Regions from separate parts of the Homo sapiens genome. Here region 1 is linked to region 2. Evidence: read pairs that join two places in POLR2A ChIA-PET (ENCODE). Cell type or tissue: Panc1. All regions are shown on one strand. Links, peaks and the distances in the headings refer to the core of each region. The heading gives the core; the rest is flanking DNA. Region 1 overlaps SLC7A5 (solute carrier family 7 member 5). Region 2 has its middle 44 kb from the start of LINC02182.

Region 1 (2,904 bases), core at 244-2,743, 380 kb before region 2:
CTGCCTTCTCCTGGCCCCTGGCCTTACCCCTCTCCCCTCGGGGGGATGACTCTCTGAGGTGCCTCCCTGCCTGATGCCCGTGAACGCTCACCTCTGCGGCAGCCGGCTCTGCTCACCTCCCCTGATGCTGGCATCTTGGTCTCCTGGCCCCAACTCTGTCCAGCTCCTGATAAAATCCCGCTACAAGCAAAGGGATGATCCCCCAGGGTCCAGTGTTGGAGGAGAGGGGTGGGGGAAGGGCCAGTAACAGGTGTGTTCAATATGGAGAGCAGGTGGGACCTGTGGGCCCCGGCTGGGTGGGGACCCCGCAGGCCCCATGAACCCACCCCACACGGACTAATGCCTGATTCTTTCAGGTAATAAACATGTACCAGGTACAGGAGCATCCGTGGATAGGGTTCAGGGTCAGCCACAATGAAAATCCTCTCTGTTGGCCACAGAGGCTGCTCCCTGGGCCGCCGGTCCTCACCTGCCCCCGAGCCAGGCACAGCAGTGAGTCCTGCAGGGCTCAGCACCTTGGCCTGTCTGTAAGTGGGAGTACCCAGTGAACATGATCCTCCCGGGCCCCTTCGAGCCCAAACACAGCCACTGTGAGTGCCCCAGGCAGGCGTCCAGCCCAGGCAGGCATCCTGCAGTCCCTTCTGTCATTTTCAGACCCAACAGAAACAGAAGTGCTCCTGCCAGGCCCCCGAGGACTGCCTCCAGGAGTCATCTGTAATGACAGGCTGTGTTCCGCGCACGGTTTCAGAGTCTGTCCAGAGGGCCAATGCTGGGGCTGGGGCAGAGATGGTCCAAGGCCTGTGAGCTGTGCAGCTTTATAGGCAAATGACGATTGTTTACCCAGAACTGCCTGCTGGAGACAGCACAGAGGAAGTGGCCGGCAGCTTCATCAGTTCCAGGAAGCCCAGGCAGCCTGGTCCCCCAGGGTGCACCGGGCACAGCAGTTCGCACGGGGCCGGAGAGCGGCAGCTGACCACAGCAACTACAGCTGGCCCGACACCGGGCACAGGTACCAGCCCAGCCCAGTCCCGCCCAGTGCAGCCTGTGGCCCCTAGCGGAGCCAGCACCTGGCAAACCTGACACCCAGCCTTGGAGCTTGGGCCCCCCTCTGCAGCTGGCTGGGGCTCCTGAGACAGCTTCTTTGTCGGAATCCACTCGGTACGCACAGGGCCCCGAACTTGGTGGCTGCCCAGTGCACATGGGGCTTTAGTAGAACCAGTACCTTCCTCCCTGGCCCCTTCAAGTCTAAATATCCCCTGCTCTGAGTACAAGCCTCCACCTTCTCCACCGACAGACAGCCCCCACCATCTCCCGTGTCATCCCCCGGGGGAACTTATAAAAGCAGTGGTGGGGGAGGCGGATGGAAACCCAGAGCTTCTGATCAGGCAGGTCCGGGAGATGGAGACAACACATCTGCACAGAACAAGGTCCCAGGGAGGCTGGTGCTGCCGGCCTGGGGAGCGCCCCCAGCACAGGCGCGTGCTTCCCTGATGGACACGTCACCGCCCCGGGCTCCAGAAAATGAATGTGTCTGACCCAGTGACCCCTGTCCTCACCCAAGGCCAACCTCACCCCAGAATGGGCTGGAATGCCAAGCCTGCCCATGCCGGCTCCAGATCCACCTGCCTCCCTGCCACTGCTGGCCAGAGAGAGAGGTCAAAGTGGTCCGGAAACCCCAAGGAAAATGAAGCAGTTCCGGGGCAGGGAAGCAAAGGCAGCGTTCACATTTTTTTTTTTTTTGAGACGAAGTCTCGCTCTTGTCGCCCAGGCTGGAGTGCAGTGGTACGATCTTGGCTCACTGCAACCTCCGCCTCCTGAGTTCAAGCCATTCTCTCACATCTACCTCCCGAGTAGCTGCAGCCTCCGCCTCTGGGGATCAAGTGATTCTCCTGCCTCAGCCTCCTGCCTCAGTAGCTGGGATTACTGACACCTGCCACCACACCGGCCTAATTTTTGTATTTTTAGTAGAGACAAGCGTTCACCATGTTGGCCGGGCTGGTCTCGAACTCCTGACCTCAGGCGATCCGCCCACCTTGGCCTCCCAAAGTGTTGGGATTACAGGCGTGAGCCACCGCGCCTGGCCGGGATGGTCTGCTTATAATGGCTCAATTTTGATGCCCAGTCTCTGCAGAGCACAAGGCCCCACCTTTGGGCCGGACATACAGATGTCCCTGGGCAAACAGAGAGATGATCCCAAGGCCCTGGCCCCACCTGTCTGCTCAGTGTTGAAACAGATTTCTGTGAAAACAAATTACTAACAGGCTGGTGTCACATTTTCAAATTCTGTCACCAGCCCTTGAACACATGTCTTTGTACTTTTTTCCATTTTTAACCGGGGCTGAGTTACGCCCAACCACACTGTCCTGGCTGGCACGGGGGAGGAGGTGTCAGCTGCTGTCCAGAATGGGGCTGACACATTCATTTTAAACAGGCCAGGAAGATGCAGATTTGGCAAGCTCTGAAATTTGCCAACATCCCAAGTCCAGGGTAAGCAGGAGAACTGGAAAAGGGCAGCTTCTCATGTGGTCAGGTTCTCCTGACACAAGCGTCCTGGTGGATTTGGGTTTCCCAAGGGTCCTGACTCCAGGAGACCCCCAGGGCTGACAGGAAGGGCCACCGCTCCCTCTGAAACTCTGAAACCAGGCCACCCGGTGCTGAAATGCTGTGTGAACTCCGGCAAGTTCCTTTGCAGGGACTGAGCCTCCCTTTCCTGTTTCCAACAGACTGGAACAACTGCCTCCTGCTGCATGGGCGAAATACCTCGCGGACGTGTCTTACGGCGCCCCATGAAAGCATCACCATTAATCTGACCAGTCACCGCAGCATGAGTATCTTCAGGGCACAGATGAAGCCGTGGGCACCAGTGATAAGGAGTTGCCACTGCTGGCTAAGTGCGGAGCCTCA
Region 2 (2,904 bases), core at 318-2,817:
CCCTCCCTGCCCTCTGTGCTCCTGCCAGTCACCCTCCCTGCCCTCTGTGCTCCTGCCACGCACCCTCCCTGCCCTCCGTGCTCCCGCCACTCACCCTCCCTGCCCTCCGTGCTCCCGCCACTCACCCTCCCTGCCCTCCGTGCTCCTGCCACTCACCCTCCCTGCCCTCTGTGCTCCTGCCAGTCACCCTCCCTGCCCTCTGTGCTCCTGCCAGTCACCCTCCCTGCCCTCCGTGCTCCTGCCACTCACCCTCCCTGCCCTCCGTGCTCCTGCCACTCACCCTCCCTGCCCTCCGTGCTCCTGCCACGCACCCTCCCTGCCCTCCTTGCTCCTGCCACGCACCCTCCCTGCCCTCCGTGCTCCTGCCACTCACCCTCCCTGCCCTCCGTGCTCCTGCCACTCACCCTCCCTGCCCTCTGTGCTCCTGCCAGTCACCCTCCCTGCCCTCCTTGCTCCTGCCACTCACCCTCCCTGCCCTCCGTGCTCCTGCCACTCACCCTCCCTGCCCTCTGTGCTCCTGCCAGTCACCCTCCCTGCCCTCCGTGCTCCTGCCACGCACCCTCCCTGCCCTCCTTGCTCCTGCCACTCACCCTCCCTGCCCTCCTTGCTCCCGCCACTCACCCTCCCTGCACTCTGTGCTCCTGCCAGTCACCCTCTGCCCAGCCCCGGCAGCTGCTGATCTTTCTTGTTTTCATGGTTTTGCCTTTTCCTGAATGTCATGGAGTTGGAATCACACAGTATCCAGCCTTCTCCAATGGGCTTCTTCACCTAGCAGCACCTAAGACTCCTCCCTGCCTTTTCACAGCCTGGCAGTTCCTTTCTTTATAGCACTGAAAAATATTCCATTGTCTGGAGGGACCCCAGCCCATCCATTCACCTATGAAGGTATCTTGGTTTCTCCTAAGTTTCTGGAGATGATGAAATCCACCCTCTAATTTTCACCTGTTTCTCTGTGCTCCGCCCCTCCCAACTGGGAGCTCTGACGGGGAGGGGGATGCCCACGCTGCCATGTGGCCGGCAGCACCCACTCACCCTGTGTCTGCTGAACTGCATGGTAGGGAACAGAAGGGAGGCTGGAAGTTCCCCGTGGGAAGGGAGAGAGGAATGAGCCCTTCTGTCCCTCTGTCGGGTGGAGAGCCGCACAAGTGACACACAGGGGTCCCTCCCTGATGCTGCTGGGAAGGAGGCAGGAGGAAGGGATGTCCCAAAGTGGGACGCAGAGACCCTAGATAGATAGACCCTAGGTAGACCCTAAATAGACCCTAGATAGACCCTAAATAGATAGACCCTGGATAGATAGACCCCAGATAGACTCTAGGTAGACCCGAGGTAGACTGCCTGGGTCTTTCCAAGCCAACTTGAGGGCTTCCCTTAGGAGGCCACTGTCCAGGTCCTCTCTGGGTTGGAGACTGGGGTTTGCCAATCACCACTTAATTTAAACACTTTAAAATGTATATATCTGAGAACATTCAGGACCAGAAGGCAGTGAAGTTGATAGCTTCCTATCAACCCTCTTAAAACCATGGAGATCCCAGCCTTCTCTGCAGGGAAGGGGGCAGAGCCCGGAACCTGACCCTGGGGCAGCCATGCCCTGTGATAATCCACCAGAGCCCAGCAGCCCACTGTCCTTGTTGAGAAGAGCAGGCGCCTCTGCTTTGTAGTGGAATCACTGCATACAGAACATGCTTCTGAAAGTTCCTGCCCCTCAGCCTTGTGGAGATCCGGCCTCCCTCCCTCCCATGGCCTTGGCTGTCTGCCCAGCTTCAGGAGATACAGTCCAGCCTCCTTGGTGACTGTGTGAGGCTGGGTGAGTCACTGCCCCCTTTCTGACCTTGTCTGATTCATGGTAAAACGGGCTATGAGTAACTGGTTTAATCTTGCACATGAACTGGGATTGACTGGTAATGGCTGTCTGGAGTCTGGGTCTAGCTCTGTGTAGATTAGACATGTCTGCCATGGTGCGGGTGAGGGAGGTGGGGTTGTGCCGAAGTCTCTGCCATCGGCTATTCTCTGGGGTTTTTCTACTGGTCCTACTCGTTTTTGTTCATTTTATAATCCAGAGTTGTGAGTTGGGTAGATCAGCTGGGAAAAAATTGAAAAGTAGTTGTTTTAATTATTTCCCCTTTATGTGGTTAAAAAGAAGATGAAGAAGATTCTTTAAGTTCTAGCATTGACTGTTGAAAGCCACTTATATAAAAGGTGCCAAGAACTACAGGATTCTTTCATCTACTGCTTTGCTTCAGGTGAGACTTGGAATATGATGGGATCAGGAATGGGTCTGAGTGCGAATTTTCATGATGGTCTCTCTTTTTTTTTTTTTTTGAGACGGAGTCTCGCTCTGTCACCAGGCTGGGGTGCAGTGGCGCGATCTCGGCTCACTGCAAGCTCCGCCTCCCAGGTTCACGCCATTCTCCTGCCTCAGCCTCCCGAGTAGCTGGGACTACAGGCACCTGCCACCACGCCCGGCTTATTTTTTTTTTTTGTATATATATATATATATATATATATATATATATATATATATATATATATTTTTTTTTTTTTTTTTTTTTTTTTTAGTAGAGACAGGGTTTCACTGTGTTAGCCAGGATGGTCTCCATCTCCTGACCTCGTGATCTGCCTGCCTTGGCCTCCCAAAGTGCTAGGATTACAGGTGTGAGCCACCATGCCTGGCTAACAATCACTGTGGTCTCTTAATGACAGTGTTATCTTGCATGCCCAGAAATTTACATTATTTCCAGCTTGAAATTGCCCAGCTAGGTAGGTATTACAATCTGATGGTGGAAAAGCTCAGGCAGACCTGCCCAGGCCCCATTGGCGGTGGAGGGGCTGCTGCTCTGGCCTGTGCTCGGGGCCATCGATCCTCCTGCCCAGAGAAGAGCCAAACACCCATGCCCATTGGTG

The links. Peaks named below come from ENCODE experiments on the same cell type or tissue, not always from the same donor. Only the 100,000 strongest peaks of a DNase experiment are listed, where the experiment ranks them.
Region 1: POLR2A ChIA-PET joins it to region 2 with 5 read pairs; 1 of 35 experiments calls an interaction of 5 or more read pairs at or near these places.

Annotation. Positions count from the first base shown.
Region 1 is chr16:87,855,500-87,858,403 of GRCh38, forward strand. All of the region lies in intron 1 of SLC7A5 (solute carrier family 7 member 5), which reads right to left. Among named protein-coding and RNA genes, the nearest start is that of MIR11401, 3.1 kb to the left of the region's middle. RefSeq lists a silencer at 436-624. In Panc1, for the core only: no CTCF peak of the experiment used is centred there; no DNase peak of the experiment used is centred there; H3K4me3 peaks cover 1,453 bases; H3K27ac peaks cover 1,104 bases.
Region 2 is chr16:88,237,185-88,240,088 of GRCh38, forward strand. It overlaps a transcript of ZNF469 not described here. Among named protein-coding and RNA genes, the nearest start is that of LINC02182, 44 kb to the left of the region's middle. In Panc1, for the core only: no CTCF peak of the experiment used is centred there; a DNase peak (open chromatin) is centred at 1,717; H3K27ac peaks cover 1,388 bases.